Linked DNA regions of Homo sapiens: region 2 is linked to region 1. Evidence: read pairs that join two places in POLR2A ChIA-PET (ENCODE). Cell type or tissue: HepG2. All regions are shown on one strand. Each heading gives the region's core, and the rest is flanking DNA. Links, peaks and the distances in the headings are about the cores only. Region 1 overlaps JAK1 (Janus kinase 1). Region 2 overlaps AK4 (adenylate kinase 4).

The links. ChIA-PET counts read pairs that join two places held together with the same protein. Peaks named below come from ENCODE experiments on the same cell type or tissue, not always from the same donor. Only the 100,000 strongest peaks of a DNase experiment are listed, where the experiment ranks them.
Region 2: POLR2A ChIA-PET joins it to region 1 with 7 read pairs; 1 of 35 experiments calls an interaction of 5 or more read pairs at or near these places.

Annotation. Positions count from the first base shown.
Region 1 is chr1:64,900,339-64,916,097 of GRCh38, reverse strand. The region is part of intron 1 of JAK1 (Janus kinase 1); the gene reads left to right. Among named protein-coding and RNA genes, the nearest start is that of JAK1, 58 kb to the left of the region's middle. RefSeq lists an enhancer at 1-192. In HepG2, for the core only: a CTCF peak has its summit at 10,201; a DNase peak (open chromatin) is centred at 9,387.
Region 2 is chr1:65,152,646-65,168,404 of GRCh38, reverse strand. The region is part of intron 1 of AK4 (adenylate kinase 4); the gene reads right to left. It also overlaps the pseudogene RPS29P7. Among named protein-coding and RNA genes, the nearest start is that of AK4, 12 kb to the right of the region's middle. RefSeq lists an enhancer at 14,380-14,881. In HepG2, for the core only: no CTCF peak of the experiment used is centred there; DNase peaks (open chromatin) are centred at 8,378 and 9,474; H3K4me3 peaks cover 825 bases.

The DNA.
Region 1 (15,759 bases), core at 7,180-12,179:
TGAGCATGTGCCTCGGGCTTGTGAACTTTGAACGTCACTAAGAGTGAGCCATTCATTGGGGAACTCCCAGCCTCTGTGTCTTTAGGTCAGTCCTGGTGAGATGGTCACATTCCTCAGAAGACAGTATTCCAGTCTCTCACCTGGAGGGCTAGGGACTGGCTGCCAGCATTTCTGGAGCTGCAGGGAAGAGGGTGAAGGCTGTAGCATCCTGGCCCCCAGCACTCAGCATGTGTGCAGATGCCGTCTTTCTGCGTGCCCAGAGGTTCCCATGCTTCACCTGACATCTCTAGTTACAGGACCCTTTGTCTTATCCTTTCCAGAAACTAAACCTCTAGATATGTGTTTCCTTATAATAAAATAGTCACTAGCCACATGGTAGCCACTTAAATTTAAATTAACATTTAATAAAATTAAGAAATCGGTTTCTCAGTTACAGTAGCCATCTTTTAAATGCCTGGTAGCCACATGTGACTGGCTGCCGTACTGGACACAGCACAGATACAAAACGTTTCCATTATTGTGGACCATTTTACTGGACAGTGCTGGTCTAGACTTTTGCTGGGGCAGAGGAGTGGCCAACGGGATTCTTTTTCTCAAACACCTTTCTCTGGCCCTCTTTCTTCACCCCAGTTACTGGTGCTTCCTTCCAGTTCCTGTGACTTTGGAGACTTCTGTGGTATACGTTAATTTGGTTATCAGCTTTTGCCATTGTCAGCTTGGGATTCAGTATTTGTGGATTATCGAAGTCAATTTTTTTTTTACATATCCAACTACTTTCCAGTTTCCAAAGTTGTAGTTTTCTCCTCTTCTTTTCCCCTTACATATTTGTGAATTTGGTCTTAAACAGAAAAGCCATGCTGTATTTATTATACTACTTTATATATTTTAAAAATATGTACTATATTTTAGTGGAGTTTCAGAAGGGAGTGAAATTGGGTATTTCTGTTCAATCTGCCATTTTAGCTGGGAATCCTGCCTCATTTACCTTCACAATCCTATAAGGTATATATGTGGTTATTCTCATTTTATAGTGAAGAGAGGCAGGTAAAATAATTGACTCAAGGTCACATAGCTAGTAAGTGGGATTTGAAGTTGGATCAGACTTAAAAAATCAGAGAGCTTTTTTTATTAAATAGTGTTGTGCCTTATCTTGTATTGAGGAAAGACCCACCCATCACACGTTCCCCAAGTTGCAATACTATAGTTATAGTTGTGTTTTAAATACCATGTGTTTGGCTGGGCACAGTGGCTCATGCCTGTAATCCTAGCACTTTGGGAGGCAGAGATGGGTGGATCACTTGAGGTCAGGAGTTCAAGACCAGCCTGGCCAACATGGTGAAACCCCATCTCTACTAAAAATACAAAAATTAGCCGGGCATGGTGGTGCACACCTGTAATCCCAGCTACTCAGGAGACTGAGGCAGGAGAATCACTTGAACCCCAGAGGCAGAGGTTGCAGTGAGCTGAGATCACGCCACTGCGCTCCAGCCTGGGTGACAGATGAGACTCTGTCTCAAAAAAACAAAACAAAACCATGTATTTGCCCAGATACTTCCCAGTTATCCTTACAACCACTTAATAAAAGAGGTCAGCCTTGGATAGTTCTGTCTCAGAAAGGTTCTTTTCTCCTCAGCTGTTTATTTCGTTGTTTTGGGACTTTACAACCTCTAAACTTTGTGTTAGCTTTTTCTTTAGCAGTTCTCAAAGTGTTTAGAGTCAGAAGCATTCCATTGTTTAACTTAAACCTTTTATTTGAAGCATCTATGGTCATTCTCTTATATTAAAATTGTTCCCTCTTCATTTAACCTCACTTTCCATAAGGCAGCGAGTAGATCGTGTTTATTTTTGAATCCCTAGTGCCTGGCCCCTTGTCTGAGGTAGGGGATTCATAGTGTTTGGTTCAACATCATCTTTTATTTGGACCATTGCAGTTGCTTCCAAACTGCTGGTCTCTGCCTTCTGTCAGCTGCTCTCAAAATGACCTGACATTGGTCTTTCTCAAAATCAACAATCACTGGCCTCCTCTAACCTGCATTGTAGAGTCTTGGCTACTCAGCATGGTCTAGAGGGTTGACCACGCCTGCCTCTGTCCACTGCTGTAGCCCCATGTCTGGCCACTCACCCCCCAACGCACCCTCCAGTGCACCAATGTGCACTTTGTGAAAGGACCACTACATGCTCTCAAACTTGTGCTCTTATTTCTGCCAGAAATGTGCTATCTCCAGTCCCACCTATTTCTGTTATTTAATATCTATTTTTCTGCAAATCCCAGCCCCAGGACATTCTCTGTGAAACCTCGTCTGATCCACCCTTATATGGAGTTAGAAGATTATTTTTGCTCCCACACACTTCCTTTCAATTCCTCCCTCCCTCCCTCCCTCCCTCCCTCCCTTCTTTCCTTCCTTCCTTCCTTCCTTCCTTCCTTCCTTCCTTCCTTCCTTCTTTCCTTCCTTCCTCCCTTCCTCCCTCCCTCCCTCCCAAATGGAATCTTGCCATATGTATTATTCTGCAGTTTGATTTTTCTCCTTAATACGAAGCTTATCATGTTGTAACTATTGAATGATTAGTCAGTTCTATTAGTGTCTGGTTCATAGGAATTATTATCATTGTATGACCAATTTCTAGCACAGAGGCTGGCACATTGTAGGCACACAAAAATTATTTATTGAGTGAAATTGAGCCATGGTGTTGAGTGAGTCCATGGCAGTTCACTTGCCATTTATTGTCTTTGAATTCTGCTGTCAGTAGGGTGGTCATATGTTCCAGTATATGCCTATTCCTATTTTCCCAGCATAGTTATGAATAGTTCCTGATGTTTTAATATCTCCTAGTTGGTACAGTAAATTATATGGACACCCCAGCCTGGGCAATAAGGCGAGACCCTGTCTCTACAAAAAAATAGAAAAATTAGCCAGGCGTGATGGTGTGCACGCCTGTAGTCTCGGCTATTCTGGACGTTGAGGTGGGAGGATTCAGCATTGAGCCTGGGAGGCCAAGATTGCAGTGAGCCAAGATTGTGCCACTGCACTCCAGCTTGGGTGACAGAGTGAGACCTGTCTCAAAAAAACTTATATATAATTTTTATATGTATATGGCCACCCTACCAATTAAACAGATCTAAGTGGAAGCTCATTTTACCTTATCCAGTGGAACAGCTAGAGAGTAATAAATATTTGGGGTATGAGGTTGCATTTGAAACATTGAATCCAGTTTCTTTCCAGCCAGCCAATCAGCAAAGCCCCAAATCACACACTGGAAAAAATTACCTTTGATGCATCTTCAAAGCCTAAATGTTTCATGTTCCAGAAGGACTGCTGATTCCTTTTAGAAGTACTTTTACAAGAAGTGGTTTACCTTTCAGAAATGGACCTTTTTTTGTTGTTCTGCCGCTTCCCAGCAGTATGACCTTGGCAAAGTTCTCCCGGAATGTAAAATGGGGATGAGAGTAGTCCTGCTTTACAGGGTTAATGTGGCAATTGAGATCATTCATGTAGAGTGATTAGCATTGTTAGTGGCATAGTAAGTGCTTAGCAAATATCAGCTTTTATTATTGGTGTTATGATCGTGACCATTACTATCTTTTGACATAGACTAGTTTAGAAGACGTTGGTTATGGTCTTGAAAGGAGTGACTAGGATCTGCCCCACAGCTTTCTGATTGCAATGTGTATGCCCTTAACTGCCTGTCAATGCAGGATGCTACTGCACTGTAGAGGATGGAAAAAGAAAATCAGTAAGAAGAAATCATGTGTGGGTTGCAAAGGAGAGAGTAGAATGACATAACTGTGGTTGCTAGTGAGTCAGGGGCTAGCTGTGTCTACCTTGGAAATCTTGGGTGGGTCAGATTTGGATTGACATTAGAACAGATGGGCCTCAGAATCACCTGGAGAGTTCAAAAAATTGTCTACTCTGGGTTCCAGCCTCGGAGACCCTGATGGATGTAGGGTAAGGATTGGAATTCATATATTTTTAAAAAGCTCCCAGGTAATTCTGATACACAGCTGGGTTTGAGAATTACTCGATGGAGTGACCATTTATTACCTAATAATTCTGTAAAGCATTTCCTGATCATTTGCTATTTAATGTAAGGCAGATGATGACATAGGGGTCAGAAAACAGAGGAAGATTATTGGAGAGCCTGAATTAATGGAATTAAATTTTATGAGAGTTTTGAATTTAAGCCTGTCATGAATCTGTGTTGTTGTTGTCTAGGATCCTTGCCTATATTTAGATCATTTGAAATGAAATAACAGAAAATTGTGAAATCAGGAACAAAGTCCTGTTAGAAATGTAAAATAATCAAAATATGAACCTAGCTATGCTTGGATTTAAAACTGAAAGGTAGATATTTTCTCCTGACATTTGAAAATGTTTTCAACTTTTATTGCTCTTACTGGAAAGGAGAAAGAACTTAGCTAGGTGCATATCATGGATACTTGACTGGGTCCAGGTCATTACTTAGATGATTTAATGGAAGGGCATTGGGTTAGGAGTCAGTAGACCTGCGTGGAGTCTCAGCTCAGATACTTCTCTTTGCAAAACCTGAGTTAGTTACTTCAGTCATCTTTTTGGCATGTATTTACATATCTGTAAAACGGAGACAATGTTATTGGCCTCTATCCGGCATGATATTGTTGGGGGTGTAATGAGGACATGTATGTGATAGGAATGTAAAGCTGTGATGAACACAGAGAGTGACCATATGTCTCTGTTTGCCTGGGGCAGCCCCAGTTTACACCTGTTGTTGGGTATAATTATTGATAGCACACTCTTTAACTCTCAGGTATCCCAGTTTGGCTGATAAATTATATGGTCACCCTGTATTCATAACACCCATCTATTGTTTACTATTAATCTTTCGAAGTAGGAAGGTTTTCTGGCCTCATTCCTGTGGCCCCAAATCCCTCACCAAATAAGTATTTCTTAGATGCTTTCTGGTAGTTTTCTTCAATTTTATGTGAATTTCATCTCTCCAACTACATTGGTCAGTAGATAATAATTGTTTTTTTTTTTCACTCCTGAATAATTTTCTTGTTTATCATGGTATTAGCATTTTAAACATTCTAATTGCCCATTTTGGTTGGTGCATCTTAAGAAAGTAAATTTGAAGTGCAGGCAGAGGACAGAGGAACCCCAGCGGGAAATGGCTTTGTGGAAGTACACTAAAAATGAAGAGTACAGTTTGTTTGCTGATGTTCTGACTTGGTGTTTTGGAATCTAAATGCCCTATGTTGATTTTTTTTTTTTTTTTTTTTGAGACAGAGTCTTGCTTTGTCATCCAGGCTGGAGTGCAGTGGCGCAATCTCGACTCAGTGCAACCTCTGCCTCCCAGGTTCAAACTATTCTCCTGCGTCAGTCTCCTACTGTAATCTCAGTAGCTGGGACTACAGGCGCTCGCCACCATGCCTGGCTAATTTTTGTATTTTCAGTAGAGACAAGGTTTCGCCATGTTGGCCAGGCTGGTCACGAACTCCTGACCTCAAGTGATCAGCCCGCCTTAGCCTCCCAAAGTGCTGGGATTCCAGGCGTGAGCCACCACACCTGGCCATATGTTGATATTTCTAAGTACAGCGTTAACTCTTCAAAGTAATTGGGAAGACCACAAAAGCTCTAGATGAAATTTCAAATCTCCCTCTTCCCCCGGAGAAATTTAAGAACTACCATCAGAAAAACTTTTCATTCCTCAAATAACATTTTCTTTTCCCTTTTTTGACAACGAGAGCAATGCATTTGATCATGTTTCTCCCCTGCTTTTTTTTTGACCCCTAGGAAACTCAAAGCCAAATTCGTAGCCCATCCTTAATGTCTATGTGGAAAGCAGTAGACTACAAATAACTTTCCACTAGCCTTGACTTTTTGTCCCGTATTACAATCTCCTTAGTCCTGGATTTTAAAAATACGTATTTCTGTTTTATTCAATGTGTTCTTATAAACTGCCTTGGAATCTTGTGGGTTAAGTTAAAGATTAAATAAATAACGAATATAAAGATGGTATCATAGTTTCAACATTATTTTCATGAAATTGTTTGAAATTTAGAAGGCACAAGCTTTTGTGGTACAGAGACCTATACTGCCTGAGAGTCAATAAAGAATATACTCTGGTCTACCATCCCACTGAGGAGGTCACCTCCCACCAGAACAGGGCTAAAGAGAGCAAATTACCTCCATATGTTGCCTATTAACCTCTTGGACAAATGATTGGTAACACTTAGTGTATGCAGGTGGGAATAAGAGCAAGCGCCTGTCTTATTTTTTTGAGACCCTGTCTTATTTTTTTGTGTGATGGTCTCACTGTTGTCCAGGCTGGAGTGCAGAGGTGCTGTCACAGCTCATTGCAGCCTCGACCTCCCAGGCTCAGGTGATCCTCCCACTTCAGCCTCCCAAGTAGCTGGGACTACAGGCATGTGCCACCACACCTGGCTAAATTTTTTTTTTTTTTTTGGAGAGAGGGGGTTTCACTATGTTGCCTAGGCTGGTCTTGAACTCCTGGCCTCAAGAGATCCTCTTGCCTCATCCTTCCAAAGTGCTGGGATTACAAGCGGGAGCCACTGTGCCTGGCCTAGAAGATCTGTTTTCTTTTCTCTGAATAATTCTTGTGACACTGTCTCTCCCTCCATCTCTTTCTGTTTCTTTGTCATTTTTCCCAGCTATCCTTTTTTCCTTGTCTTGTCCTCTTCTCCCCTCCATCCTAAAACCTTTGATCACAAGCTAGTTTCCTTTCCACATCATCTGCTCCCCTCTACTAAACGCTATTTCGCCCCCACCTGCTTTCAGCTGTGCTTGCCTCTGAGCCCCTCTTTCACCACGGCCCAGATGGGGTGCACGTGCCAGCTTCCCTGTCAGCAGCTCTTGTGAGCAGCAACTGCTGCTAACAAGCTTCCCGAAAACTAGGAAAAGAGATACACCATTAAATACCAAGCAGTAATTTGGAGACAAAAGAAAACATCACATCTGATTGGAATGCCTTACGTTGCATCCAGATAGTTTGGTAGGAAGGAGAAATAAAAATGTGGCGGATAGCTAGCATAATGCTAGATAGCAGTAGCAGTAGAATCTCAGTTCTTCTGTCTTTTTGTAATTAGCTCGTTCGTTCGTTCATTCATTCATTCATTCTTTCACTCAGCAACCACTTATCTGTGTCTGTTATATTGCCAGTAGTGTTTTCTTGGGTCTGGGCTTTTTGATGATAGAGCTTTCTGAGACCTGGGACCTGGCCTGGGAATTTAGTATTCGCTTGCTTTCTGGGCTGGAGAAAGACTGCCTCTAATTATACAGTTTCTCCTATGCATAGAGGTTATATTCATAAATACAGTGTACACTGAATCTTTATTTTAACAAGGGGTGTGTGTGTGTGTGTGTATGTTTGCCATGAACATACACACAGTATATTCTAAAAATTGTGGGCATATGCTTCCATTTTAACAAGCTTGAAATACAGCAATTTGAATATCTGATTAAGATTATTCAAATACTATTTTACTAGTAAAAGGAATAAAAACCTGAAGACTAGGCAAGATAGAAGACTTAACCATCTGCTTCTGCTCTGGGGTTTTTGGGACCTTCTCCCAAAAGCACTAATTTAAGTAAAACATAATTAATATATATATTTTTCAATCTACGTAGTAAAACTTTTACTAATTGGAACAAATGAGAAGGAAGACTTGCCTGAACATATTGAAAGCTGCACAGTAGAATATGTAAAAAGGAATGGCACAAGTGGAAATGGTGGCTCAGTAGAGAGCCCCATATCATGTTGAGATGAATAAGGATAGAGCTGAATAGATGCATCATTTTGAGAGGGTCACTGCCGTGAGAGTAAGTACCAGAAAAACTAGCCTTATAAGCCTTATATATGGCTTAATAGAGGTTTAATGTTTAAGAATTTGATAAGAATTACTTGTGATTAGTGCATTAAAGTTCTAACCTGAGCAGTACTGACTTGACTTCTCTTTATATTACCAATACTATTTAGAGATAAATGGGTATTCCTAAAGTGTCTGAAATGTTCTGTCTGTTAAGGAGGTCAGTAGTCTACTTTGTCACTTTTTTTTCTTTACCAGTTTCATTTTTGGACAGATGGTACAATGCTCTATACACTTGTGAGCATGTCTCAAGTTCCATATTCGAAAAATATGATTTAAAAGTGTTTAGGCTAGTGAGAATAACAGAGTTAAGAGTCATAATTGTATTTCAATTAATGAATACAGTTTTGGTGTGAGCTGGGTCTACTTTGCTTTTTAGTAGTCCATATTACTTGATAGTAAAGAGACATGTGCGTTTCAGTAGTATGTGTTTTATTACACTTGGAGGTAACTTCTGTGTCCTTTCAGGGGCTCCACCTATAAAATTAGGGAGATCCTGGCATGTCAGGGCTGAGGGTACACTCATAACACATCTTGTTTTTTTTAACTTTAAGTTCAGGGGTACATGTGCAGGTTTGTTATATAGGTAAACTTGTGCCATGCATGTTTGTTGTACATATTATTTCATCACCCAGGTATTAAGCCTAGCACCCATTAGTTATTTTTCCTGATCCTCTCCCTCCTCCCACCCTTCACCCTCCAATTGGCCCCAGTGTGTGATGTTCCCCGCTGTGTGTCCAAACATATCTTATTTGTATGTCTTATTGAACCTGGGCTCAGGGAGGTGAAAGGATTTATTATGGCAGAGCCTTTAACGGGTCCAGCACTTTTTCTAAATTCTACTTTGCTGTAGGTCTGAGAAAAGCCCAGAAGTTTATTGTGCTAGAACAATGTTATTCTCTCTTTCAGAATCAAAACCTTTCAGAACCCAGCCTTTTCATTTTCTAATAGCTATTCCTCCCTAAAGGATGCCAGGAGGAATATGTAAGTATATTTAGATAGAACGTATGCATACATCTCCATGTCTTAGAAACACCTCCACTTCCAACCCCATGTACTGTTATTTTCATTTCAGAACTGGAATTAGGCTGTGGAAGCATCTGAATTGTTCCCCTCCCTATCATCTTTTCTCTTTTTACAAATACAGTTTTACCAAAACAAACCCAGTTATAAAGGCATTACTGGAAAGTTTACTGTACTTTGGATCCATAAATATTCTTTTTTTTTTTTTTGTGCTTCTCCTCACTGTTAAGAGAAGTCTGCTGGACAAGGAGTTTTGAGTATGTGCATTTAGTGGGTAGATAGTGGTAAAAGGAAAAAGAAAAACATGCACTGGCATGAAAGGTAGTAGTATACACTCCTCCGTTTTTCCTTTAAAGCTTTAAGAGGTAGTGTGGAATAGCAGAAACAGTCCTTCCCTATATTTCTAAAGATCTGGGTTCAAGACCTGGCTTTTGCCATTTACTTGCTCTATGAGTCATATCACCTCTCTGTGTCAATATTTATGTATTCACTCACCACTTATTGAGCTTTGTCTGTCATACACTGCAGATACAACAAAACTGTCACAGCCCTGCCTTCTTGATGCTTATGTTAAGACAATGATAGTGACTGAGAATGGCGTAGTAGCAGTGTAGGTGGCGAGAAATCGTGGGATATGGGACATATTTTGAAGCTAAAGCTGATAGAATTGGTGATGGTTTAGATGTGGGATGTGAGAGAAAGATGTGTCAAGACTGACTGCTGGGGGGTTTTGCTTCTACAACATGGTGAATACTGGCATTTACTGAGAGAGTGAATGCTGGGGAGGAGGGAGGAGGTGTGTGTTGATGGTGTGGGAATTCCAGGTTGCTTTTTATATAGATGATGGTTTGGATGCCTGTTAACTTCCAAGTAGAGATGCTGAAGAGGTAGTTGGGATTTTTTTTTTTTTTTCTTTTTTGAGATGGAGTTTTGCTTTTGTTGCCCAGGCTGGAGAGCAATGGTGTAGTCTTGGCTTACTGCAGCTCCCGCCTCCCAGGTTCAAACAATTCTGCTGCCTCAGCCTCCCAAGTAACTGGGATTACAGGCATGCACCACCACGCCCAGCTAATTTTGTATTTTTAGTAGAGATGGGGTTTCACTGTGTTGGTCAGGCTGATCTTGAACTCCTGACCTCAAGTGATCCACTCACCTTGGCCTCCCAAGGTAGTTGGATATTTGAGATCGGAGTTCTGAGATAGAAATTTGGACATTGTTGGCATGCATGTGGCATTTGAACCATGCAACAGGGTGAGATCACTTCAGTAGATAGAGAAAAAGTGAAGATTGAGGCCTGAGTCCTTGGGCCACCGACATTTGGAGACTGAGAAGTGGGGGAGCTCCCTCTGGCCTCTGAGAATGAGAATGCTGGAACCTGACCTCTTTTCCTCATTTAGGTTGTTTGTAGGGATCATGTGAGATAGGTACACATAAACACACATCAAAAACAACTTAGTGCTTAATTGCATGACTAAATATAGGAGTAAGGGAGGTTACATGGATAAATCACTTTTTCACTTGATTTTTCTTCTGAAAGTCTATTTTATGGGATTGGGTGAGGTGCGTGCAAATTTGTTATATGGCAGAGGTTCCCAATGTGTAGATGTGTAAATGTGGGATTTAAGGGAGTGAAGACAGGGAGGGTATTTGGGAAATTTTACAGGGGGCCTACTGTACAATATCTGCTTTCAATACGATTATTTCTTTCTTTATTAGTCCAGAAATATATATAGCAGTAGGATCCATGAGCTATTACCTTTAACAGGATTCTCATACTAAAAAAATTTAACACTGATATTTGACATATGTAGAGCTATGTACATTTATAAAAACATGTATGCATTCTAAATGTGAATCGGATACAGTTGACGTTGTCTGCTTTTGTGGACAGATATCTGCTTGGATTCCCAGGTTTTCGTAAGCTGTTTGAACTTGTTTCATCTCAGTCTGCTCTGCCCCTTCTCTGTCACCGTCCTCGCACTGGAGATGAGGCAGGGTTTCCTGAACTGTGGGCTCTGTTCTGGGAAGACCCTGTAGCCAGCTCCTAGAGAAGACTTGCAGAAAGATGTGGGATGAGAACAGGAAGATCAAGTGGGTTGAAGGGGAAAAAACAAGAAGGCCGAGGCAAATAAAGGCAGAGGATCATTTGGGAGGGAGTTGAGGAAAGGGGCCTCCACTGTTCCCTAGGTGACCATATTTTCTCTCCCTCTTTGGGTTATTTTCTTTGTGCCTACCTGTTTTATCAGAATTGCAAGGATTTTTCCCAGGTGTTTGGGTTGTTGAGTAGTAGGTAAATATAACTTTTTCCGGGCATTACCTTCTGGAATATCTGCTTGAAGGTAAAATTGCAAAAATGGCTCATTCTCCCCTACTTTTATGAACACTGTTTTAGTCTAATCTTATTATATTGAAATCTTAGATTTTATCCCATGCTTGTGTTTATCCAATTTTATAGGGTGTGTGTGTGTGTATATATGTGTGTGGGGAATGTGAATATATGTGAATGAATGCCTTTTCTAGAGAATCTGGTATATTAAGTCATCTACCCAAGAAGAAAAGTCTTCTGAGATTGATGCTGTCAGATAAATCTATAGAATTTGAGAAATGAAAGAGAGCATAGAGAACATCTGATCCGGACTTTTCCAAATGTATATTCCATTAAAAAAGAAGTGCCTTGGTCTGATGATTTTTTTGGGAGTTGGAGACTCACTGCATTTATTAACTATGAAAGGCTTAAGAGCTCTTGCTGTTAAAAATATTATTTAACTATGTTTAACCAGTGTTTCTCCAATTTTTTCACTATGGACCCTCATTTTCCTTCTCTCTCTTTTTAGAAGGATATGTACATAGAACAGTTACTATCATTGCACAGAAGTACAAGATTCCAGAAAACATAATTTGGGAATGCTAATTTAATTCTTACCTTCAAATTGAATGCGATACTTCATTTCTGTTGGTTTGTGTTCCCATATGTAGTATGAGCAGGTTGAATGAATTAATCAATTACTGTGTCACTCCTGACTGTGACATTTTCTGGTTCTGATTCGTTAAATCAATATTTAAAAATTATATCTGTTTCTATATTAAAGAACCTTGTCTTTTTTGTTCCTTACTAGAACCATAGTGTCTAATACAGTGCCTGACACATAGTAGTGTCTCAGTAAATGTTACTGAACAAATATATACCTGTTAGATTCAGAGCACTGAACTAGCTATGTCTTGAGGCTGCAGAGAGAATGATCTTGTTTTTGCTCTCAAGGAACTTGTAGTCAAGTCATTAACTTTCCTAAGAGCATGGAATGTGCCATGGAGAGGTCCCAAATTAGAGCTTGATTGTGATAATCTATAGGACAAAGATAGATTGGACATTATTTCTGACCCTGTGTCAGATGTGTGGATTACAACACAGCTGGGTTATGTTAACATAACTTTCATGACAAGAAGTGTCTTTCAGTAATAGTCACTGCAGCAGCCACATAGTCGTTTTATCCCTGGCAAAGACTTTATGATGCTATCAGCACTAAGAGATTGGAGCTAGTATTATTCCCATTTTAGTAGATAAAAGAGCTAAGGCTCAGAGATTTAGAGACATGTCTAAGTTGACATACCTCCTGACTGAAAAGCCAGAATTAGGACCCAGGTATGTGATTCTAAACCTTGTGCACTTATCCACTAGGCTTCCTGTCCTCTCACCAATACTAGTATCTTTCATTGTCTCATTTGTATTAGAAGCTCACCTTGAACAGGCTCAGAGAATTACACATTTCCAGTCTTCATTGTGTCCCTGCTCTGCTCCCTCTGTCCCCATGCCATGAGGGCTGCTTTCTTTACAGCTGATGTGCTAGCTAGGGTGAGTTTTGGAGCAGGTAATAAAAAGTTTACAGACTTTGGGCCAGATGCGGTGGCTTACACCTGTAGTCCCAGCACTTTGGGAGGCCGAGGCCGGTGGATCACCTGAGGTCAGGAGTTCGAGACCAGCATGGCCAACATGGTGAAACCCCGTCTCTACTAAAAATGCAAAAATTAACCAGGCGTGGTGGTGCATGCCTGTAATCCCAGCTACTCGGAAGGCTGAGGCAGGAGAATCGCTTGAACCTGGGAGGTGGAGGTTGCAGTGAGCTGAGATCATGCCATTGCACTCCAGCCTGGGTGACAAGAGCAAAACTCTGTCTCTTTGTCCTTACCAACCATGTTGGCAGCATCCATATTCTAGGCTGCAGATAGGAGAAGGAATTAAGAAAACGGGGCAAAGACCTTACAGTGGTCTCCAGGGTAGAAGCTGCCACACAGTACTTTTGCTTTTATCCTGTTGGCCAAACTTACTCACATGGTCATATCTTGCCGCAAAGGAAGCTGGCAATTGTAGTCACTATTGTGAGCATTCTTGTGCACAGCTAAAAATTACTGTTGAAGAAGAGGAAGGACAATGGCATACAATCAGCTGTCTCTTCCACCACTGCGTATTGGGGTCTGGTGCCCATTCACTCCCCTCTTCTGACTTTTGGCTAGTAGCTAATCCTTTTCCCTGTCCTTACCTTTATCCTTTAACTCCCTTCTTCCTATTATTTAAATGTTCTCAAGTCTCTTCCATCTTAACATGCCATAACACACACACACACACACACACACACACTCTCTCTCTCTCTCTCTCTCTCTCTCTCTCTCACAAATTCATGAGTAAAGGCACCATGTCCCCAGTGCTCATGTTATATACTCAGATCCTTGTGCAGGGCATAGTACATAGGGGTTTTTCAACAACTCTTTGTTGAGAGAGCAAGTGGGTGAGTGAAGGGTTGAAACATTTCCCTCTATCCTTTATCCTCGGATTGACAGAGAGATGCTGCTGTCTGTCTTAACATCTATGGCACAAATGACAGGACTGATGATTTTACTCCCTTTAGTGCTGAGGAGGCTGTTTGGGACCATGAAGTAGTTCTAGAAATGTATCGTGCTGAGAAGAGCACTAAAGGGAGTAAAATACACATCAGTTCTGGTTTTGTTGCTTACTAGCTACAATGACATTTGGCAAATTATGTAATGTCTTTGAGCCTCAGTTTCCTCATTTGAGGAAGTGAAGACTCCATTGACCTCACAATGATTAAATTAGAAAACTGTGATAAAGAATACACCCCTGATAATATTATTTTGGCTTCTTATGGTGATTTTTAAGATTAAGGAGTATCATCATCCCTATTTTATTTCTCTAAAATAATATTTAAAAAAACGTAAATGCCCTATACAATAGAGTATTATTTGGTCACAAAAAGAATGAAGCACTGGTGCATGCTACAGCATGGATCCCCTGAGGACATTGTGTAGGTGAAAGAAGCCAGACACACACATTATATGATTCAATTTCTATGAAATGTCTAGACTAGGCTAATAGACCAGTGGTTGCTAGGGGATGCGATAGGGGAGAATGGAGAGTGACATGGGGTTTCTTTTTGGGGTGGTGAAATGTTCTGGAAGTAGATAGTGATGATGGTTGCACTCTTTTGAGATTACACTAAGAACCACTGAATTGTGCACCTAAAAAATAAGTTAAAAATTTAAATGTCATTATAGGGCATTATAATTATAAGTAAGAGAATACTTTTAAAACTGTGTCTAAGTTTTGGTTCACAGTTTGTCAATGATTCTTCTGTAACAGAAACCAACATCTGGTTGGTTTTTTGAGTTTTTTCACCTGCTGGCTGACCTTACTTGACATACTGTATTAGACTTTCTTTATCTTTCCAGGCCTACGCAACTCTCAGCACACTGGGAAATCTCAGGGCATGGTGTTCCATTAGAAAGAAGAGTAAGCATGTGGGCTTCTTCGTGGGTACCATGATGGGAGAGAATAGAAAATAAGAAGTTAAATAATTCCTCGCAATTCTGTTAGGCATATAAACTACACATTTAATATTATAAAACAGTTTTATAAATGCACTTGGTCTATGGTGTCTGCATGGATTAGGTGAGTACTTCTGGAAGGAGGTGGGGATAGTCAGAGAAGGCATGCTGGGGAAGGAAATGTTTAAACATTTGCTTCTTACACAGACATTTATTGAATATCTGGCATGCCTTAGGCATTGTTATTTGGTGTTGTATGTACCCAGATAACAGCTGCAGTCCCTGCCCTCAGGGTGCTCAAAGACAGCGAAGACAGATGATTCTACAGACAGTTAGGGAGCAGGATGTAAGTGCTACTCCAAAGGTAAGCACAGGACTCTCTGAACGCCTCACTTGGGAAATGGGAGAAGTCAGGGAAACCTTGATGGAGATGATTCCTGAGCTAGGAACTGAAGGATGAGTGGGGACAGCAAAGGCTTGGAGGACAAAGTCATGCTGGATTACAGGAACTGCAGGTAACTCAGTACGTTTGGAGTTCAGGGCACAAATGGGGATGAGCCATGAGAAGTTGATTACAAGTAGCCTTGTAAGCCATGTCACCTAAGAGAGTAAGAAATAAAAGAGTTTTAGAGCATGATACTTCCAGATTAGCAGTCTAGAAATAAGACTGGCTGCATTGTAGAGACTTGGAATAGAAGCGGACGAGAATGAAGGCAGAAACTTTCAGGAGATTGTTGCAGTAATTTGGGAGATAAGTGGGTAGAGACAACAGAGTTAGAACAGAGACAACAGAGTTAGAACGATTAGGGCTTGCTCCCCAAGTGGATATGGTCGCAGTTCCTAGGACTCCAAGATCTCTGTCCACTTCGCTGTCTCACTTCATGTCAGTCTGACCCCAGCCTGCCTTCTAAGTCTTGTTTTCTTCTCTTCATGAAATGCTTAAGTCTTGTGCTTACTGTCCCCAGAACTCGCTTGGTGATTTAATGTCTGTTACCTTTGATTACACCTTTATCTTCACCTAGAATGGAGCTCATCTGTTCCCT
Region 2 (15,759 bases), core at 6,258-11,257, 250 kb before region 1:
GGAGGCCAAGGCGGGTAAATCACCTGAGGTCAGGAGTTCAAGACCAGACTTACCAACATGGTGAAACCTCGTCTCTACTAAAAATACAAAATTAGCTGGGCATGGTGACACATGCTTGCAAGCCCAGCTACTTGGGAGGCTGAGGCAGGAGAATAGCTTGAACCCGGGAGGCGGAGTTGCAATAAGCTGAGGTCGCACCATTGCACTCCAGCCTGGGCAACAAGAGCAAAACTCTGTCTCAAAAAAAAAAAAAAAAAAAGAATATGCAGAGTAACCTACTAAAGCTACAGTGGTTCTACCACACTTAACCAGTTGTTAGTGGTGGTCATTGCAGTTTAAAAGGGTCATGGTGAAAGGCTGAAAAAGAATTAGAAATGATATGGGAAGAATGGTAGAGAGAACTGGGGCTATTTTTCTTGGGGAAAAAAAGACAACTTAAGTCAGAGAAGTGCTGCCTAGCAACTATTTTCAATTATCTGAAGAGCTAGCGGATTTAATTTATGTGACAACAAAAGACTGAAGTTGGACAAATGGATGACAGTTTATGGATGACAGTTTCAAGGGGCTGGCTTTCATCTCAGTATAAGGGGAAAAAAAATCTTCCAACAATTAGACCTGTCCAGCAATGAAAGAGCCTGTTTCCAGAGAAGGCGAGTTAGCTGTCAGCTGCTATAGAATGGATCCAGCACAGAATGGCCACTTGGATAGAATGACTAAAAATCCCTTCCAATTCTAAGACATTAAGAAATGGAACAAATCATTAAAATTAACACATTCATTGTTATGCATAGTGTTTAGTCTCTAAGAACCCTAGAAAACCAAAACAGAACTGAGCTCCACGGAAAGGAGATCTTGCATTTTTTTTGTGCTCCAAGCTAGATCCTTGATCTTTTTTTTTTTTTAAACTAAGCCACTAAAGTAATACAAGTGTAAAAAAAAAAAAATCTATCTCCCTTTTGGAAAAACTAAATTATGTCCTGAGACAGTATTTATAGTTACCATTTAAGAAAACTGGGAAACTGTACTCATATATGCAATCAATATTTTATAGCTCTCTTGTAGACTACATTGGCTGTTCTACCAGTTATGCAGAAGAAAAAATATAGAAGCAGCTGAGTTCAAAAAACAAAGCAGACCAGAAGTTGAATCAGATATATCAGCAGCCCAGCATATTAAAAGATCCTGAAAAAAAATCCATCCGATTAGACCTACAGGAAAACTTAGAAAACTGCCCCTCTTAACAATGACATAATTTGTTTCTATTTTTGTTTTTTGAGAGAGTCTTTCTCTGTCACCCAGGCTGGAGGTGCAGTGGTGTGATCTTGGCTCACTACAACTTCCGCCTTTCAGGTTCAAGTGATTTTCCTGCCTCAGCCCTCTGAGTAGCTGAGACTACAGGCACAAGCCACCACACCTAGCTAATCTTTGTATTTTTAGTAGAGACAGGGTTTCACCATGTTGGCCAGGCTGGTCTCAAACTCCTGACCTCAAGTGATCCGCCCGCCTTGGCCTTCCAAAGTGCTGGGATTACAGGAGTGAGCCACTGCACTGGCCAAGATGACACAATTCTTAAAAAGCAAGTATGGCCAGCCCCAGTGGCTCACATCTGTAATCCCAACACTGTGGGAGGCCAAAGTGGGAGAACTGCTTGAGTCCAGGAGTTCAAGACCAGCCTGGGCAACATAGTGAGACCCCCGTCTTCAAAAGAACTTTAAAATTGGTGGTGTGGTGTTGAGCACCTGTAGTCCTGGCTACATGGGAAACGGAGGTGGGAGGATTGCTAGAGTCTGGGAGGTTGAAGCTGCGGTGAGCCTTGATCACACCACTGTACTCCTCCAGCCTGGGAGATAAAGCAAGACTATTTCAAAAAAAATTTAAAAAGCAATTATGGATTCAAGGAGTCTTCCAAATGAGGAACACACATAACTTTAATGCAAATATTTTTGTTTGGACAAGACTGAACACAAGAGAAGTCCAAGGGAAAATAGAAGGACAGCACAACTAATAGGGGGTTTACAAACAGTGAGCAAGTGTAGCCTCTGCTGGGTGGTAAACACACACACACACACACACACACACACACACACACACACAGCTTAAATCCCACTGGATTGTGCTTCCATTCAAAGCACCACATTCACTAAGGAAGATTATAAATGAAATCAAAGCATTAGGACTCCAGAAAAGAAGGGAACAAACAATAGAGAAAAGCCTCCTACTTGCCAGGCATTTTACACAGACGACCCCATCTGACCCTCAGGAATCAAGTTTAATTAACTTCCCCCAAAGTTTACAAAGCCAGTAAAAGGTGGAGGCAGAGTTATGCCTGCCTCTAAAGCCCACCTATATTTTCTCTACAGCATATAGCCAACTCCCTGTGCCTACCACTTGCTGTGCCGAAGGCCACCAGATACCTCCACCTGAAACTTCTCACAGGTATGTTAAGCTCATTATCCTCTTCATGCCTGGACTGCCCTCCTTGTGTTAAATGGGACTACTTTCCTGGCACAGTCATTCAAGTTCACCCCTTCAAAGGGCAGCACTTGGCTCTGCCCCGCCCACCATTCTCCTACAGTCCTATCAGACACTGCCATCACTACCCCCACTCCTCTCACTTCCCCTTTTATCCATTACTGTTACCCTAGACCGCATCTAAACTGTTGTGGCACCATCTTGGCTGTGCTCCAGTTTTCCCCCACTACAATCCACATCATACTCTGCTACGAGTAACAGCCACCAAAAGGAGTTTGAGGAACTCAATCTGGAATTACATGTAAGCTCCAACTCTACATATAATTCCTCCAACTCTAGATTTCAATGAAGGTTCCTTTTTTTTTTTTTTTCCAGACATGGGATCTCCCTGTGTTGCCTAGACTGGAACGCAGTGGCTATTCACAGGCAGGATCATCATGCACTACAGCCTTGAACTCCTGAGCTCAAGTGATCCTCCTGCCTCAGCCTCCCAAGTAGCTGGGACAAAAGGTGTGGTGTGTGTCATCTCACCTCACAAAGTTCCCTTAATTTTAATTGTCTACTCATAGACATGATACCTACATCAAAAATACCCTGCTTTCACATGTTTCCACCTGCTACTCATCCTTCAAGGCTCGGTTCTAATGCCATCTTTCCCAAAGCCCTCTAACTCTTTTGTCCAGAGGTATAACAAACAACTATTAAGCAAGGTATGTTAGACACTAGAGATTTTTTAAATGAACTTAATAAAAGTTCATACAAGTAACTCTTCTCTCTACTGTTCTTAAAAAAGTGTTTTCATTCCTATTTTTATAGCACTCAATATAATTTGCTTTATAAAATAATTGAGTATATTTTTATCTTGTAAATTGTTGAAGGTAGAGACCATTTCTTACTCTGATTAACAAAATGCTTTTGGAATAGACTGATTTTACAAGTGCTTAATAAGTTTAAAGTCTACCCATTTGTCTGTCAATACTGACAGCCTCTTAACTGTTCTCCCTAGTTTCACTCTAGAACCTTCAACCCCAGTTTCCAAATAGCCTGAGTGATCTATTCAAAATGTGAGTCAGATGTCAGTCCCATGTTTAAAAACAATGGCTACACTGTGGATTAGGCAATGGTGTTTTAGCTATGACACCAAAAGCATAAGCAACAAAAGAAAAAATAGATCATCTGGACTTCATCAAAATCAAAAACTTGTGCTTCCAAGGGAGCCATCAAGGAAGTGAAACAGGATAGGAGAAAATATTTGTAAATCATATATCTGATAAGTGACTTGTATCCAGAATATATAAAGAATTCAACAAGAAGACAAATGAGCCAATTTTAAAATGGGCAAAGGATTTGAATGGAATTTCTCCAAAGAAGATATATGCAAATGGTCAGTAAGCATATGAAAAGAAGTTCAGCATTATTAGTCCTCAGAGAAATACAAATCAAAGCCACAATGAAACACCACTTTATACTCAATAGGGTAGCTAAAATTGAAAGAGAGAGAAAGGTAGGGAGGGAGGGGTGGTTAAAGCAAACTAAATATGACCTGAGAAGGACTCCATACTTCAGTATTTGAGTCCTTGTGAAACCGCCTTTGCAAAATTATAACTGAGGAAATTATGACAGTGAAAGAAATCAGACCTAACCGACTCCATCTTGCTTCTAACCTTGAAGCTGCCCTTGTTCATTCCTGGGTGTAGGCCAAACTAACTTTGGGAGGGAATTCAGTACATGGGTTTGACTCTGAAACAAAATTGATTAACAGCCCTTTCCCGAAAAGACCCCTTCTTGCCTGGGGACCAGTCTGCCTTTGCAGGACTAACAAATTAGCTACAAGATTAGAAATTACAGTTTAGGGGTCATGCAGCCTCTGGCTCCAAGAGTCCAAACCTCCCCAAATTGCTCCTGGGGATAACATCACTCTGTAAAATCTAAGATCAGTTCTTGAGATATTTTGCAGATCCTGCACTCACTGGATCAGCTGACACCACCCAGACCCATAATCTGGCTCAACAAGTTCTGCCATCCCACCCAAGGACAGAAGACAGCAAGAAAACCTCACTTCCACCCCCTATGATTCCATCTCCAACCTGACTAATCAGCACTCCCCACTTCCCAAGCCCCACCCACCAAATTATCTTTAAAAACTCTGATCCTTGAATGCTCAAGGAGATTGATTTGAGTAATAATAAAACGCCAGTCTCCCGTACAGCCAGCTCTACGTGGATTACTCTTTCTCCATTGCAATTCCTGTCTTGATAAATCCGCTCTGTCTAGGCAGCAGGCAAGGTGAGCCCATCGGGAGGTTACACTTGTGGACAAACTGCAACCTGGCTTAGGTAGATAAGACTAAAAACCTAATTTAGGAGTATGTGACTATAACAATAGCTGAGTCTTGGCCAATACCAGTGGCCATACTTCAACCACTCATACACTGCTGAGTGTTCAAACTGTGTTCAAATAAGGCAAATGCCGAGCTGTAACCAATCCAGCCATTCTGTATCTCACTTCCGATTTCTGTAGTCATTTCTCTTTTTTTGTCTATAAATCTTCTTCCACCATGTGGCTGTACTGGAGTCTCTGTGAATTTGCTGTGATTCTGAGGGCTGCCCGATTCGTGAATCATTCATTGCTCAATTAAACTTGGCTGAAGTTTTTCTTTTATCAGAAGGTAAAAGTTGACGATGAGAAGAAACGAACCTTCATTCATTGCTAGTGGGAAGGTAAAATGATGCAGCTGCTTTGGATAACAGGCACTTCCACAAACTATTAAACGTCGAGTTACCAAATGAACCTGTATTGCTATCCTTAGGTATATACCCAAGAGAAATGAACATTTACATCCATACAAAAACTTACATACAAATGTCCCATAGCAGGAAACAGCCCAAGTGTCCATTAAGGAATGAATGGGTAAACAAAATGTGGTATACCCATTCAATAAATTATTTGGCAATAAAAATGAATAAAGTACTGATACACACTACAATATAGATAAACCTTGAAAACATGCTAAGCAGCCAGACACAAAAAGTCACATATATTAACATACAACTATCCAGAATAGGCAAATCCATACAAACAGAACTAGAGTAGTAACTGCCTAGGGCTGGGGCAAGGGGGAAATGGGGAGTGACTGCTAATGGGTATAGGGTTTCTTTCTGGAGAAATGAAAATGTTCTGAAATTAGATAGTGGTGATCGTTTTACAACTCTGTAAAATATAGGAAAACCTCTGATTTTTACACTTTTTTTTTTTGTAGAGTTGGTGTTTCACCGTGTTAGCCGGGATGGTCTCAATATCCTGACCTTGTGATCTGCCCGCCTCAGCCTCCCAAAGTGCTGGGATTACAGGTGTGTGCCACTGCGCCCGGCCCTGAGTTGTACACTTTTAAAGAATAAATTTTACTGTATGCAAATTTTATATTCAGTATAGCTGTTACGTATAAAAAATAAAAGTAACAACCTGAAAACCTTCCATGGATTCTCATCCAGTTACAATGAAGCCCAAACTCCTGGCCATGCCTCAAGGCCCTATACCTACCTTTCCAGCCTCCGCTTCTACCATCTCCTCCCCACTTACAGTGCTCAAGATACAAGCCTCCTCCCGCATCCTCTCCACTTACTGAGAGTTCACTCCTATATTAGGCTCTTTCCACATACTGCTTCCTCTGCCTCAAATCTTCTTGTTTAAGACACTTCTCACTGTATCGCCCAGGCTAGAGTGCGGTGGTGTGACCATAGCTCACTGCAGCCTCCACCTCCTGGGCACAAGTGATCCACCTCAGCCTCCCAGTAGCTGGGACTACAGGCCTGCACCACCACGTCCAGCTAACTTTATTTTTATTTTCTATAGAGACGGGGTCTCACTCTGTTACCCAGGCTGGTCTCAAACTCCTAGCCTCAAGCAATCCTTCTGCCTCGGCCTCTCAAAGTGCTGGGATTACAGGTGTGAACCACCGTGCCCGGCCTGCTACCAAATCTTCACACGCCTGACTCCTACCCTTATTCAGAGCTCAGCTTAAATATTACCTCCTCAAAGAGGCCTCTAACGCCACAATCTCAAGTAGTCTTCCCACTCTTCCTCACTGTACTATCTCATTTTCTTTAGAGTACTTCCAGAAGATATCAGGTACAAGGCATAAGGTATATGAGGTGTCTTATTTTTTTCTGTCTCCTCTCCTCTCGTTATAGCCTATTAAAACATTAGTTGAACTGAACCGTCATGAAAAAAAATTACTATTCAAATGGCAACAGACAATAACTGAAATTATGAAATAGAACATCTTACAAGAGATAATGAATAACAAATTAAAGGTACCAATGGGTATGAGAGAATTTTAGAGAAGAAAATGACCTGTAGCTGCAACAGGTGTGGAAAGGCTTCATGGAAGCAATGAGAGTAGAAATGGACTTCGAGAGATTAAAGAAGTGTGAAAGGCATTACAGGCAAAAGGTACATGTGAACAAAGCACTCCTTGCTGCCTTGTCTATGACCCCCATGCTCTACCTGCATGCATGCGCACCGCCATGCCTCCTGGGAACGTAATGTAGAACTCAGAGCTCAAACCCTAGACTGTCGGTACCTCAAAGACAGAGAACAAGTTTTACTTTTTTGCACGCCTCCCCATACCTAATGCTGGGACATGTGACAAATGGGACAAATGAATAATAAAATAACACCAAGTTCAGGCATTATTCCTGAACTCTTACCATTATGATGAAAAGCAATTTCTACCTCCTCACAACCAAATGGCTTCTATTTTTGACCCCCTTTGGTCCTTTTGATCATGGGAGGAGGAAGTCAGTGCTTCCTTTTTTAGGTTTTTTAAAAAAAAATGTTTTAGGGACAGAACAACAACAACAAAAAGTACATCCCTCTATCCTACCCTTAAAGGGCCTTCTGAGCCTCAGCATACTTGTTCCCTGCTATCCATGGTGCTAGGGTCTGAACGTGCCCCCCAGATTCATATGCTGAAACTTAATAACCAATGTGATAGTATTAAGAGGTGGGGCCTTTAAGTGGTCATAAGGGCTCCTCCCCTGCAGTGTGGTGGCTCACACCTGTAATTCCAGCATTTTGAGAAGCCGATGCAGGCAGATCACTTGAGGCCAGAAATGCAAGACCAGCCTGGGCAATATAGTGAGACCTTGTCTCTACCAAAAATTTAAAAATTAGCCAGGTGTGGTGGCATGCGCCTGTAGTCCCTGCTACTCTGGAGGATGAGACAGGAGTACTGCTTGAGCCCAGGAGTTCCAGGCTGCAGTGAGCCAATATTGCACCACTCCACTCTAGCCTGAGCAACAGAGCAAGACCTCATCTCCAAAAAAAAACTTAATTTATTGTTTTTGTGTTTTTGTTTTAAGTCTTGTGTCTTATAAAAGAGGCTTCATCACCTTGGGAGTCTGAGGCAGGAGAACTGCTTGAGTATAGGAGCTTAAAACCAGCCTGGCCAATAAAGTGAGACCCTGTCTCTAGTGGAAAATTTTTAAAATTAGAAAAAATAAAATCAAAGAAGCTTAATGTGGCCTTTAGCCCTTTTCCTCCTCCATCCTTTCTGCCATGTGAGAATACAAAGTTCAAGGTGCAACCTTGGAAGCAGTCAACAGGCCTTATTAGACACCAAACCTGCCAGCACCTTCATCTTGGAATTCCCAGCCTCCAGAACAGTGAGAAATACATTTCTGTTGTTTATAAATTACTTGATCTCAGGTATTTTGTTATAGCCACACAAACAGACTAAGACACACTGTCCCTACATGGCATTTATAAGACATGAGTATTTCACTAGTTTCTAGAGTACTCAGATGTCAGCACGACATAATGGGAAGAAGTTTAATCCTAGCTATGGAGCCCCAGGTTTGAACGCTAGTTTCTCTTTAACTAGCTGTTTGACTTAGGACAAGTTACTCAACCTTTCTGAAGCCACATATTTGTCACTCAACTTTTTTTTTTTTTTTTTTTTTGGAGACATAGTCTCGGCGCTGTTGCCCAGGCTGGAATGCAGTGGCACGATCTTGGCTCACTACAACCTCCGCCTCCTGGGTTCAAGCGATTCTTGTACCTCAGCCTCTCGAGTAGCTGGGACTACAGGCGCACACCACCATGCCCAGCTAATTTTTGTATTTTTAGTAGAGACGGGGTTTCACCATATTGGCCAGGCTGGTCTCGAATTCCTGACCTTGTGATCCACCTGCCTGGGCCTCCCAAAGTGCTGGGATTACAGGCATGAGCCACCACGCCCGGCCAACTTTTTTTCTTTTTGAGAAGGTTTTCGCTCTGTTGCCCAGACTGGGGTGCAGTGGCTCAAACACAGCTCACTGTAGCCTCACTATAGACTCACTGTAGCCTCCTGGACTCAGGCAATCCTCCCACCTCAGTCTCCCAAGTAGCTGGGATTACAGGCATGCGCCACCACTCTGGCTAACTCTGTTTATTTTTTGTAGAGACAGGGTCTTGCCATGTTGCCCAGGCTGGTCTCTAACTCCTGGGCTCAAGTGATCCATCCGCCTTGGCCTCCCAAAGTGCTGGGTTACAGGCGTGAGCCACTGTACCTGACCAAGTTAGTTACTCAACCTTTCTGAGGCCATTTATTTATTTGTAAAGCAAATGATATAACAAAAACTGCTCTGGAGATCTGTGTGGGAATTAGAGATAATTTGCATTCATTAGTCAGTCCAGGGCCTGGCAGTTGCTTCGCCCCCTGCAAATGTTGGTTATGACCAAGTCACAAGAATTATAAAATGCCAGGGTTACAGGTTACTGCTGCCCAGACAGAAGGTGCTGAAGATCAGAAAATAGTTGATTTCTAGCTTCTTGGAAGTTAGATGATAAACAAGAATGACTCTGCATTATTTCAGTATTATCTGTCTGGCTAAGTAAGGGATGCTTGCTCCTGGATCTGTTGTTTAACTAGTACAAAAACTCTCAGAACTTAGAGGTGAGACTGTTAAAATATAACATCAGCCATTTAAATTCAACTACATGAAGCTGTACAAACAAGACCTTTTGTACTATGTCTTAAAGGCCAACCTGAGAGCTTAAACATCAAGTGGAGGGGGTAAAATACACAGAGTAATCCAAAAGCCTCTATTATCTACTCATGCTTTTTTAAAAAAAATCTAGTTTGGGCCGGGTGCAGTGGCTCACACCTGTAATCCCAGCACTTTGGGAGGCCTAGGCAGGTGGATCACCTGAGGTCAGGAGTTCAAGACCAGCCTGGCGAACATGGTGAAACCCCGTCTCCACTAAAAATGCAAAAAAAAAATTTAGCAGGTCATGGTGGCAGGAGCCTGTAGTCCCAGCTACTCGGGAGGCTGAGGCACAAGAATCGCTTGAACCCAGGAGGCAGAGGTTGCAGTGAGCCAAGATCACACCACTGCACTTCGGCCTGGGCAACAGACTGAGGCTCCGCCTCAAAGAAAAAAAAAATCTAGTTTGCTAAAGGAAAATACATGGTTGAAATATCTGATTCATTGTCCATTGTGAAAGTACATCATCTAAAAAACTTACAAAATTTCCAACTCCTTAAACCTTCTCACAATATGCACCAATACAGATTGTTAAAGAGCAGACTAGCATAATATAATACCATTTAACAATTTACTTGGTAGATTTTGAAGGGAACAGGTAATTCAACATGCCTTTCAGAATGGGTGAATTTATAGTTAACAGCTTGAAGCCCAATTTACTAGTTTTAGGATTGTTTGCCATCCTTCAGTTCCAGAAGTTAAAAGCCGAAGTTTAAATGCATATACTACAATGCCACTATGTGTATGTATATCTTAAAGGCAAGCACAAGCAATGAGGGCTGGAAAGGTGATATGGGGCAGGCATGATAACCCTTTCCTTTGACAATATCATTAGAGATGGATGCGGACTAAAATGATAATAGAAAAGGTAAGGCCAAGCCATAAAAGCAAGGACCTCTTGTGGACCATAAACAAACTCTACAAGAGGAGTTTCAGGTATGCTGTGACAATGACCATGCCATCTTTTTGTAGCTGTACTCATTTGTCAAAACTCAGCTCAGGAATCGCCTCCTCTAAAAAGCCTTCCCAAATCTCACCTCCTCCTAAATGCTGGGTTAGCTGCCTCTTCTGTAAGCATGCACATCTTGCAGCCTCAGTTAATTTTTTTTTTTCTCAGAGACAGGGTCTTGCTCTGTTGCCCAGGCTGGAGTGCAGTGGCATGATCACAGATCACTTCAACCTCAACCTCTTGGGCTCAAGTGATCCTCCCACCTCAACCTCCCGAGTAGCTGAGACTACAGGTGTGTAAAACCACACCCAGCTAATTTTCTTACATTATTTTTAGTAAAGATGAGGTCTCGCTACGTTATCCAAGCTGGTCTTGGACACTTGGTCTCTAGCAATCCTCCAGCCTCAGCCTCCCAAAGTGCTGGGATTACAAACATGAACCACCACACCCAGCCCAATTGTGTTATTTTCTTCTTGTTTGCTTGCCTGTCTGACTGCCTGCCTCCACCAAAAAACAGCAGCTCCTTCAGGAACAGACCTTGTTTCACCTCTTTGCATCCCACAAGCCAAGATTGCCTGGCACTCAAACATTTGTTGAAAGACACATTTACCAGGACATTCAGTGCAGCATGCTCTGTATATCGAATGACTATAAATAACCTGAATTCCAATCAACAGGGGACTGATTAAATTGTGGTCCCAGGACTCCTGTGAGTCCATGAGACCTTTTCAGGGGTCCATGAGTTCCCCTTTAATTACATGTGTATAAAGCCAGATGTTCTTCAAATACTTTAACCAAAACAACATAGCACCAAAGACTGAATGAAGAACCAGATATGACAATAAAGTTTTCTTCTATTAGGCCAGAAAGATTTGCAAATGTGCAAAAATAACAGTACTTTTCTCATTAGATTTCATTTTGGAAAATAGTTAATTTTCACAGAAATCTGTTAACATACAGTGGATTATTGTTATTTTGATGAATTAATATTTTTAAATTTTCTCAATTTTCTTTCTTTTTTTTTTTTTTTGAGACACAGTCTCGCCCTGTCGTCCAGGCTGGAGTGCAGTGGGGCAATCTTGGCTCACTGCAACCTCCGCCTCCCGGGTTCAAGCAATTCTCAAGTAAATCTCAGCCTCCAGAGTAGCTGAGATTACAGGCATGTGCCACCACGCCCGGCTAATTTTTGTATTTTTAGTAGAGACGGGGTTTCACCATGTTCGTCAGGCTGGTCTCAAACTCCTGACCTCATGATCTGCCCGCCTCAGCCTCCCAAAGTGCTGGGATTACAGGCATGAGCCACCGAGCCCGGCAAATTTTCTAAATTTTAATTTCAAATCCATTTAACATCTATATATGTAACCCACATAAACAAAGCTTCTTTGGTTCTCAATTTTCAAACGTGTTAAAAAGGACCTGAGGCCAAAATGTAAGAGAAAGGCTAAATAAACTATGATATATCTGTACAATAAAAAATAATGCAGATATCTTTTTAAAAGAATAAAGTAAACTGATACATGCTGATGGAAACCACTATCTAAGCTTTACTGCTAAGTTTTTCTTAAGTGCAATACAAAGAACAAATGTGTACATTAAAAAAAAGAGGCACTGCTATACACACATAAATGCTATAGATATATGACAAAATCTTTGGATACACATCCAAAAAAAGTTAAAAGCAGATACCCCTGTGGAGAGAAACTGGGGAACCAAGAGTCAGGGATAGGCATGAAACTTTCCACTCTATTCCTAGTGTATTATTTGAAAATTTTACTATCTGCATGTACCTTTTTACCTTTTCAAAAGTAAAAATGGAATAACAAATTATATTTGAATATTGGAATTATACATGAGTACTTAACTCACATTAAAAAACAGTATTTAACAAAATTGGAAAATACTAGATGACACATTGTTAAAGCAATTTTCAAAACAGTAATACTATAATACAATGCAATAATAATGTAACTCAAAATCTATGTGTGTGTGTGTGGAAGGTGGCTCATGCCTGTAATCCCAGCACTTTGGGAAGCCAAGGCGGGCAGATCACTTGAGGTCAGGAGTTCGAGACCAGCCTGGCCAATACGGTGAAACCGTCTCTACTAAAAATACAAAAAATTAAGCCAGGCATGGTGGCAAGTGCCTATAATCCCAGCTACTTGGGAGGCTGAGGCAGGAGAATCACTTGAACCCGGGAGGTGGAGGTTGCAGCGAGCCAAGAGCCGAGAACACGCCACTGCACTCTAGCCTAGGCGACAGAGCAAGGCTAGACTCCATCTAAAGCAAAACTCCATCTAAAAAAAAAAAAAAAGTATTAGCAGTGACTTTTCCTTCCAGTTGGTAAATTACAAGTGATTGTTTTCATCTTTATAAACTTTTGCTAACTTATACATATTATTTCTATAATCAGAAAATCAGTTTATATGTATGCTACATATATCCATACCTAAATAAAATATTTTTCATTTTTTTATTTACTTTCTGAGACAGAGTCTTGCTCTGCCGTCCAGGATGGAGTACAGTGGCGCAATCTCAGCTCACTGCAACCTCTGCCTCCTGGATTCAAGCGATTGTCCTGCCTCAGCCTCTTAAGTAGCTGGGACTATAGGCACACGCCACCAAGCCCAGCTAATTTTTGTATTTTTAGTAGAGCCAGAATTTTGCCATGTTGGCCAGGCTGGTCTCGAACTCCTGGCCTAAATGAAACATTTATTAAGCCAAAAAGTACACAAATAAAGTAGCACCTATAAACTACCAAGAACTTGAGTGAATATTTGTAAGCTACGTTTAAAACGCTCCCTATGTCGGCCGGGTGTGGTGGCTCACACCTGTAATCCCAGCACTTTGGGAGGCCGAGGCAGGTGGATCACCTAGGTCAGGAGTTCGAGACCAGCCTGGCCAACATGGTGAAACCCCGTCTCTATTAAAAATACAAAAATTAGCTGGGCATGGTGGTGGGCGCCTGTAATCCCAGCTACTTGGGAAGCTGAGTCAGGAGAATTGCTTGAACCTGGGAGGCAGAGGTTGCAGTGAGCCAAAATAGCGCCACTGCACTCCAGCCTGGATGACAAGAGCAAGACTACGTCTTAAAAAAAAAAAAAAATTCTCCCTATGATTTAAGTTCTATTTTGGCCAGTAGTTTCATTCCTAGAAACCTATCCCAGAGAAAGTATATCTGTCCAGTGATTTGTACACAATGACATTTGTAAGAGCGTTCTTTGTTTGAATGTTTATTTTATGTACAAAGAACTATCGTGGTTTTGTATTGGGTAGATGCCTTGGATAATCCTTTGAAGGAGGATCATTTAGTCCAACTTAATAAAACTGATATCGTTCGCGTACTGACGGAAACACTGGCAGCACGTATTGAGGCCACATTTCTGGATCAGACAGTGCCGGTTTGAACAGACGCGACAAGAGCGAGAACCCTGGCTGAATTTTCAGCAGTGGCTCCAGTACAGCTGCTGGTGACCCATCTTGCTGTCAGGAGTGCAACAAGATAAAAGGAAGGAGCTAGCCCATGCATGTGCTCTTCCAAGGGCATTCTTAATCAGCAAAGTATGCAAATAACCCAAATGTTCCACAAAAGATTGGTTAGACACATTCTAGTTCATTCAACCCTATAGCACATTCACCCAGGCAGGCGCTCAGGGCAAAACCCTAGGATTCATTGTAGACTTCTTTCTCTCCATCACCTCTCACAACCAATTCATTATATCCAGTCAGCTCTGCCTTCATATATATCCCAAATCCCTTTATTTCTCTCCTCCTTTGCCACCAACAAGTTCAAACCACAGGCCACTCTCCTCATCCATACTGGTCTCCCTCTTGCTCACCTGAGTCACCTCTCCACACAGCAGGCAAAAGATCAACTTTTAGAAAGTAAATCTTTTCATGTCATTGTCCTATGGAAAACCCTTCCTTGGCTTTCCAGTGCCCTTGGAATAAAATCCAATCCTTACCAGGATCCCCCAGGCTCTACCTGATCTGGCACCTGCTCGTCTCTCTGACCTGACCTACTTCCACATCCCTTCTACTTGCTAGGCTCCAAACATACTGCCACTTCTTTCTGTTCCTCAGACACGCTATGCTAATTCCCACCTTAGGGCCTTTGCACTTGCTGTTCCTTCTTCCTGGAACAACCTGTTCCTAATCATCACAAGCTCATTGTTTACGGTATGAATGAGGACATTCACCTCCTGGAGAGGCCTTCCCTAATCACACAACCTAAGACAGTCACCTTTAATTTATTTGCTTAAATTACCCTTAAGGAATTAAGGGTAACTTTTACTTGCTGCTTTCATTTCTTCTACCGTTTTATATTTTCTAAATTTTGTACAAGGCATGACTTTGATCAGAAAAAACTACTTCTAAAAAATGATCCTGGCCAGGCATGGTGACTCACACCTGTAATCTCAGCATTTTGGGAGGCCGAGGCGGGCAGACTGCCTGAACTAAGGGGTTCAAGACCAGCCTGGGCAACACGTAGAAACCCTAACTCTACCAAAAAAATACGAAATTATCCGGGCATGGTGGTGCATGCCTGTAGCCCCAGCTACTTAAGGGGCTGAGGTAAGACAATCACTTGAGCCCGGGAAATCAAGGCCACAGTAAGCCGTGTTCATGCCACTGCACTCCAGCCTAGGTCACAGAGTGAAACTATGTCTCAAAAAGAAGAAGAAAAAAAATCCCACTGGAAGAATGTGCAAAGATTCAGATGTACATGTGGCTAAGGCAGACTTACTGTCATGGAATGCCTTATTCAAGTCACAAATAGTGTTCTTCAAATATGTGTGAAAATCCTCAAAGAAACCAAAAAAGCAACAATAAGTGGATATGGAGTGGACCTTTGGACTGGAGAGGTCTCAAAACCAGTCAGACCCTTGCTTGACCTGTGCTACATCCTGAGTCTCACCCAGCTAGGGGGGGAAATGGAATAGAACATACTCTAGAAACCCTGTAATAAGCCAAGACTCTGTATGATCTATAAAAAGGATAACTATTGAAACCTGTTTTAGATACATTGTTGAACTCTGGCTCCCAAGTCTCTCTAATACAATGTTTCTATCTTCCAGTTCTCAGAAGTTTTCCCTCTTACATAAGACACACATTTATACTTAATGAGCACCAAAAAGAACCCTGAGCCCTCTGAACTAGGCCATCTTTTCAAAAAGAGGCTGGGCCCATAGACTAACTTGAAATGCTAGTCCCATCAGCAAAACTCCAGCAAGAGCTGCAGTTAATATTGAGAAGCAGAGGCCAGGTGCGGTGGCTCACGCCTGTAATCCCAGCACTTTGGGAGGCCGAGGC